Regions from separate parts of the Homo sapiens genome. Here region 2 is linked to region 1. A link is a contact called in ENCODE Hi-C or POLR2A ChIA-PET data. All regions are on one chromosome and are shown on one strand. Each heading gives the region's core, a stretch centred on a gene start or an enhancer-like site at or near the end of the contact. The rest is flanking DNA. Distances are from core to core; before and after follow the strand shown.

What was found. A loop is a pair of places that touch in the nucleus more often than their neighbours do. ChIA-PET counts read pairs that join two places held with the same protein, here RNA polymerase II (POLR2A). Pooled maps may share reads with other maps.
Region 2: a loop to region 1 is called in a pooled map, with 8 times the contacts of the local background. The contact joins the enhancer-like site here to the promoter of PLK4 in region 1. A Hi-C loop is called at or near these places in 1 of 168 maps with a recorded cell type or tissue (PC-3), 5 of 37 single-sample maps with no recorded cell type and 10 of 50 pooled maps. POLR2A ChIA-PET finds 5 or more read pairs at or near these places in 9 of 52 experiments (B cell, GM12878, OCI-LY7 and 5 more).

Annotation. Positions count from the first base shown.
Region 1 is chr4:127,879,388-127,882,708 of GRCh38, forward strand. It overlaps PLK4 (polo like kinase 4), which reads left to right and starts at 1,506. Exons shown (of 16, transcript NM_014264.5): 1 at 1,506-1,777; 2 at 2,444-2,539. The coding sequence starts at 1,748. RefSeq lists an enhancer at 1,590-1,829.
Region 2 is chr4:127,996,321-127,999,904 of GRCh38, forward strand. The region is part of intron 4 of ABHD18 (abhydrolase domain containing 18); the gene reads left to right. Among named protein-coding and RNA genes, the nearest start is that of ABHD18, 33 kb to the left of the region's middle. RefSeq lists a silencer at 1,245-1,294. Within about 2 kb of position 1,316, at least 2 of the 41 ENCODE cell types and tissues checked have a DNase peak (open chromatin) inside an H3K27ac peak, as active enhancers do; they include B cell, where a contact is called at or near this core.

The DNA.
Region 1 (3,321 bases), core at 256-2,755:
GCACTCTTCAAAAATCTCAATGTCACAAAAATACAAATGCTGAGGAACTCTTCCATATTAAAGGAAATTAAAAAGATATGGTAACTAAATACGGTATGTGATCCTGTACTAGATCTATACTGGAAGGAAAAAATGTTAAATAAAGACATTACTGGAACAATTGACAAATCGGAATATGAACTGTAGATTAGATTAAATATAAATATTGTATCAATGCTAAATATCCTTAATTTGATAAACATACAAGAGGATACCCTGGTTCTTAAGAAATTCACACTTTAGAAATAAGGGGTATAAGAGCATAGTGTATGTAACCTATTTTAGAATGATTCATAAAATACAAATAATAGGCTTATTTATATATTTATACATGTATATTACACATGAAGAATAGTAAAAACAAGTGTGGCAAAATGTTAAGAATTGGTTAATCTGAGTAAAGGACAACAGGAGTTCTCTATTATTTTTACAACTTTTCTGTAAGCTTAAAATTATTTGAAACTAAAAAGTTTAAAAAAAAAAATGGGCCGGGCATGGAGGCTCACGCCTGTATTCCTAGCACTTTGGGAAGCCGACGCAGGCGGATCACCTGAGGTCAGGAGTTCGAGACCAGCCTGGCCAACATGGTGAAACCCCGTCTCTACTAAAAATACAAAAATTAGCCAGTCGTGGTGGCGCGTACCTGTAAATCCCAGCTACCCGGGAGACTGAGGAAGGAGAATCGCTGGAACCCAGGAGATGGAGGCTGCAGTGAGCCGAGATCGAGTCACTGCACTCCAGCCTGGGCGACAGAGCGAGACTCCATCTCAAAAGAAAAAAGAAAAAGAAAAAGAAATACACACTAACATCAAGGAAAAGAGCTTTCACTTAATAACAGAAGATCTAAGTTTGTGCGCTACTTCTGTTTGTTAAATATCCTTCCTTAAGCATCACACTTTTCTCACCTGCAAAACACCATCCCAAACTTACAGAGGTCTCTTTTGATCCATACAAATTATGTGTATGAGAGATCTAACTGTAAATTATTATACAAATGACATTATAATATTAAATACTTAGGAGTTTGCCAAAATAAAGAATGGAGTTCGTTTTCTTAAGGTACCGTACACATTAACTACAGTTATAACAAACTACGGAATAAGCGGTAGTGGTGTAAACGGTGTTCCTTAAAGGAAGGTAATGTTTTTTGCCCTGTTCCGTCAAGTCTTAAACGCTTGACATTTTAAAATAGTTTTAAACCCTTTCCGGAATTAGAAGTGGTATTTCGGACCGTGAAGTAACCGATCAGCCATAAGTGTCCCATCTTTAAGGCCTGCTCTTTTACCCGTCTTGCAGAAGTTCTTCCGAGAGTGGGCCCGAGACAGCCTCCCGCCCGAACTAAACTCTCCGCAGCGCTTCCGGCCCTTGGCCCCGAAGTCTAGAACCCTGGGCCGGCCGCAAAGGAAGGTCTGCCGCGCATGCGCGCCCCGGCGCAGCCTATCCGGAGCGATCCATCTCGTTACGTCACCACCAGCCTAGCTCGGACGGCAAGCGGCGGGAGATTTTCAAAATGGGAGCCCAGAGGCACCGCCCAGGCCTCGGAAGGTGTCAGGGAGAACTTTCCGTGGTTTCAGCGTCGTCGCCTGGAGCGGCGGTTTAGAGAGCCGAGCCTGATGGGCGCCAAGGCCGGCTGGCTGCTTGGAGCGCTGCCTCGAAGGGACTGCGTGAAGGAAGCTAATCCGGAGAACCCAGGCCAGAGCCTGGAAATATGGCGACCTGCATCGGGGAGAAGATCGAGGTGAAAAGACTCGGCAGTCTGCAGCGGGGCGGGTGGGAGTAATTGTGGGAGGACACGAGACCGCTGTGGGAAGGGGAGCGAACGAAGCTAACGGCTGCGGGGCGGGCACCGAGGTGCTTAGGGAGGGTCCCAACGGCCCAGACCCCTGCTGTTTAGGGGCGGAGCGGCCCGCCCCTCAAGAGACAAGAGTAGGGAAGGCGGGACAGGTGAGTCCCTCCCCGCCCGGCAGTGTCCCGAGGCACTGCGGCTTTCTTTCAGCAATCCCGCCCGAGCTACCGCGTTAGAGCAGGGCAGGGCTACCTCCCACTTCTCCAAGGGGATGGCGGTTATCTCCGGCGGGAGCTGCGGCGGGATTCTGACCGAGCCCTCCGCTCCCGGGGATTGGCTGGAGATGGGAGGAGGGCGCTTAGGCTGCACTGAGGTTGAGGAACCAGATCACTAGGGTGCACCATCACCCTGAGCTTCCAGTCCAGCCTGGAAGCGCAGGTATCCCCGCACGGAGTCAACATGCCTTCCACCCTAGACACCTGCTGCATCGAGGTGTAATACCCGCTTGAATTTTGTCAAATTCCCCACTCGATCCATTTTATCTTCTTTTTCCAGCCCCTTCCCATCTTCCTTTCTACTGTGAGTCATCACACATAATCTTTAATTTTAACTTTTAAGGATTTTAAAGTTGGAAATCTGCTTGGTAAAGGATCATTTGCTGGTGTCTACAGAGCTGAGTCCATTCACACTGGTTTGGAAGTTGCAATCAAAATGGTAAGAATAAACTAATCAACTTCTCTCCTGTACTTTGCAAGTAACTAGAGAGGTATCAGAGATGTCAGAAACTCCTTGTCTACTAGCCTTTCCTTTGATTATAGTGTAAGGAACACTTTACATAGGCAGAAGACAATAGTGCCAAGTCCAGCCGTTGAACTTAAAAATATTTTAGGAAAGCCTTGACCTTGCTTAAGTAAGTTTTATCTTCATTAATGTTCAGTAGACCTCGTATGTGGTGTAATTATCCATACTTGGAGTAATGAGTAGAAATCAACTAACAAATAATTTGTTTATAGTTCACTGTGTATAATTTTGTATTTCCCTGTAACATACAAAATATTATTCTTGATTGTTAGAAGTCAGCCTAATAGGAGTAACATAAACATAAGCAAATTAAGAATTATTTGTCAGCCGGGTGGGTGGCTCACACCTGTAATCTCAACGCTTTGGGAGGCTGAGGCAGGTGGATCACCTGAGCTCAGGAGTTTGAAAACAACTGTGCAACATGGTGAAACCTCCTCTCTACCAAAAATACAAAAATTAGCTGCTGCTGGGCACGGTGGCTCACGCCTGTAATCCCAGCACTTTGGGAGGCCGAGGCGGGTGGATCACCTGAGGTCGGTAGTTCAAGACCAGCCTGACCAACATGGAGAAACCCCATCTCTACTAAAAATACCAAATTAGCCGGGTGTGGTGCTGCACACCTGTAATCCCAGCTACTCTGAAGGCTGAGCAGGAGAATCGCTTGAACCCGGGAGGCAGAGGTTGTGGTGAGCTGA
Region 2 (3,584 bases), core at 66-2,565, 120 kb after region 1:
AGAAAGAGTACAAACAGAGAAATTTTACAGCTGGGCCTCCAGGGGTGTCATCACATATTGGTAGGACCATGATGGCGACCCCGAGCCGCAAAATCAGCAAGTTTTTATTAGGGATTTTAAAAAGGGGAGGGGGTGTACGAACAGGGAGTAGGTCACAAGGATCACATGCTTCAAAGGGCAGTAAAGATCACAGGCAAAGGCAAAATTAGAATTACTGATGAGGGTCTATGTCCCGCTGTACATGCATTGTCTTGATAAACATCTTAACAGGAAACAGGGTTCGAGAGCAGAGAATGGTCTGACTAGAATTTACCAGGCTGGAATTTCCCAATCCTAGTAAACCTGAGGGTACTGCAGGACACCAGGGCATATTTCAGTCCTTATCTCAACTGCATAAGACAGACACTCCCAGAGCAGCTGTCTGTAGACCTACCCCCAGGAATGTATTCCTTCCCCAGGGTTATTCCTTCCTGGGAAAAGAATTCAGCGATATTTCTCCTACTCGCTTTCTGCAAGAGGAGAAATATGGCTCTATTCTGCCCGACCCTGCAGGCAGTCAGACCTTATGGTTATCTTCCCTTGTTCCCTGAAAATCGCTGTTGTTCTGTTCTTTTTCAGGGTGCACTGATTTCATATTGTGCAAACACACATTTTACAATCCATTTGTACAACAGTGGTCCTGAGGTGACATACATTCTCAGCTTACGAAGATAACGTGATTAAGAGATTAAAGTAAAGACAGGCATAAGAAATTATAAGAGTATTGATTGGAGAAGTGATAAACGTCCATGAAATATTCACAATTTATGTTCAGAGATTGCAGTAAAGGCAGGTGTAAGAAATTATAAAAGTATTAATTTTGGGAACTGATAAATGTCCATGAAATCTTCACAATTTATGTTCTTCGCCTTGGCTCCAGCCGGTCCCTCCATTCAGGGTCCCTGACTTCCCGTAACACACTTTCTAATTGATTTGCATCTAATACAGATGTACATACACAATCTTACTGTACTCTCTGGAGATCAGGAAATATGATGAAAGAGTGTTAAAGACTTACATTTCAAAAGACTAGGCAGTCAAAAGGATATTTTTATTTTAAAAAGGAAAAAAAGTAACAACAACAAAAGACTAGGCAGAATCAGTACAAGGAGTTCTTTGAGGGTGGGGTAGAAGGAATACTGATTTCATATGACTTAAATTAGAGTTTCCTTGAATCTCAGCCCTCTTCAGTCTGCCTCTCTTCTAGACTCAAAAAGCTATGTATTTGCCTTTTGGAATGTGTAGTTTGAAACTTGTAGAGTACTGCTTTCAGCCTTGTCAAAGGCAACAAGTGATTAAGAAAAGCAGTGTACCACCTGGCGGCAGTAGGCAACTATGTGATTAAAGATGTGTAACCATAGCAGCTGTTGGCTCAGAGAAAAACTTAGTCATTTCTTACTAGCTCTCATCTTCCTCCCTCCTTACTTTCTGTTCCACTTCTTCCTTCTTTATTCTTCCTTCTTCTTCTTTCTTCATCTCCTCCTTCTCCTCCTTCACCTTTTTCCTCTCCTCCTCCTCGTTTTTTTTTGTTTGTTTGTTTTTTGTTTTTTGACAGATTCTTGCTCTATTGCTCAGGCTGGAGTGCAGTAGCGCAATCACAGCTCACTGCAGTCTTGAACTCCTAGGCTTGGGTGACCCTCCAACCTCAGCCTCCTGAGTAGCTGGGACTACAGGCATGCACCACCACAACCAACTAATATTTTTTTTATTTGTAGAGAACAAGGTCTCTATGTTGCCCAGGCTGGTCTTGAATTCCTGGGCTCAAGGGATCCTCCTGCCTCAGCCTCCCACAGTGCTGGGATTATAGGCATGAGCCACCATGCCCAGCTTCACTTCTTTATCTCACTTCCTCTTTTCTCTCTCTCTCTTTCTTTGACATGGTCTCATTTGTCTTATCCTTTGTAAATTTTTCAAGACGTTTCTTTTTTTTTTTTTTTTTTTGAGATGGAGTCTTGCTCTGTCGCCGAGGCTGGAGTGCACTGGCACGATCTCGGCTTACTGCATTCTCCTGCCTCAGCCTCCTGTTCCCGCCACCACACCCTGCTAATTTTTTGTATTTTTAATAGAGACAGGGTTTCACCATGTTAGCCAGGATGGTCTCGATCTCCTGACCTCGTGATCCGCCTGCCTCGGCCTCCCAAAGTGCTGGGATTACGGGCGTGAGCCACTGCTCCCGGCTGACTTTTTTTTTTTTTTTAAGAGACTGGATCTCACTGTTGGCCAAGCTGGTCTCAAACTCCTGGACTGAAGTGATTCTACCCATCAGCCTCCCAAGTAGCTGGGACTATAGGTGTGCGCCATTGCATCCAGCTCTAATTCTTCAGGTCTTTCTGGTTTTTCTCCACTCCCCTCTCTCTGCAAATGCCATTATTAAATGTAGCCCCCACCAAAAGGCAAAGAACTAAATAAGATAAAAGCAAAACAGTTTATTCTAGTAACTTATAAATGTTACATTTTAAATTATATGAATTGTCTAAGTCTGTAGCTTGTCTTTAACTCTGCCACTATGGTACTTTACGTACTTAGGAACTTTAAACATCTTTTGAATGATTATTGGGATGAAATATTGGGCTTTTAGAGTCTAGAATCCAAAGCAAAGCAGTTATGCAGCTATGGAAGCGATATAGTTGTTCATTGATTTCTTGATTACTCAAGATGAAGGAGTTCATTATTATACGCAGACTTTCATTTAAATATATAAAATATATATATATTTTTAAAAAACATGAGCCTGGCCAACATGGTGAAACCACATTTCTACTAAAAATACAAAAATTAGCTGGGCTTGGTGGTGCACGTCTGGAATCCCAGCTACTAAGGGGGCTGAGACAGGAGAATCACTTGAACCTGGGAGGTGGAGGTTGCAGTGAGCAGAGATCGTGCCACTGCACTCCAGCCTGGGCGACAGAGTGAGACTGCATCTCAAAAATAGAAATAAAAAGTAAGAAAGTAGCCTTCTGGTGGCTTAGTTCTTACCATAGCTTAAAATGAAAGAGGCTCCTAGGTGAAGGTGAGTTGCTGATGTGGAAAAAAACAGGATTTTTTACTCTATTTAAAAACAAAACAATGACAACATATTAGCTAAAGCACTCATTTAGATTGTTTTAAAATTACAAAATAATACATGGTCATTATAAAATGAGTGCAAATAATACAGATTCTGGAGGAATCTTTAGGAAGGCTACCTATCAGGTACTATGCTCATGACCTGGGTGATGGGATTATTATTCTTTTGAAGGCTGCCTATTTGTATCTTTTTCCTGTTTTTTAGTGAGGTTATTTGGTTTTTGTTAAATTGTTTAAGTTTATTATAGATTCCGGATATTAGACCTTTATTGAACGCAAGTTTGTGAATATTTTTCTCACATTCTGTAGGTTGTCTCAACCTGTTGATACTTTGTTTTTTTTCTGTGCAGAAGCTCTTTAGTTTAATTAGGTCCCACTTGTCTCTTTTCTTTATGTTGCAGTTGTTTCTGGGGACTTACTTATAAATTCTTTGCCAAGTGTATTAGTTTGCACGCTGCTGATAAAGACATACCCAATAC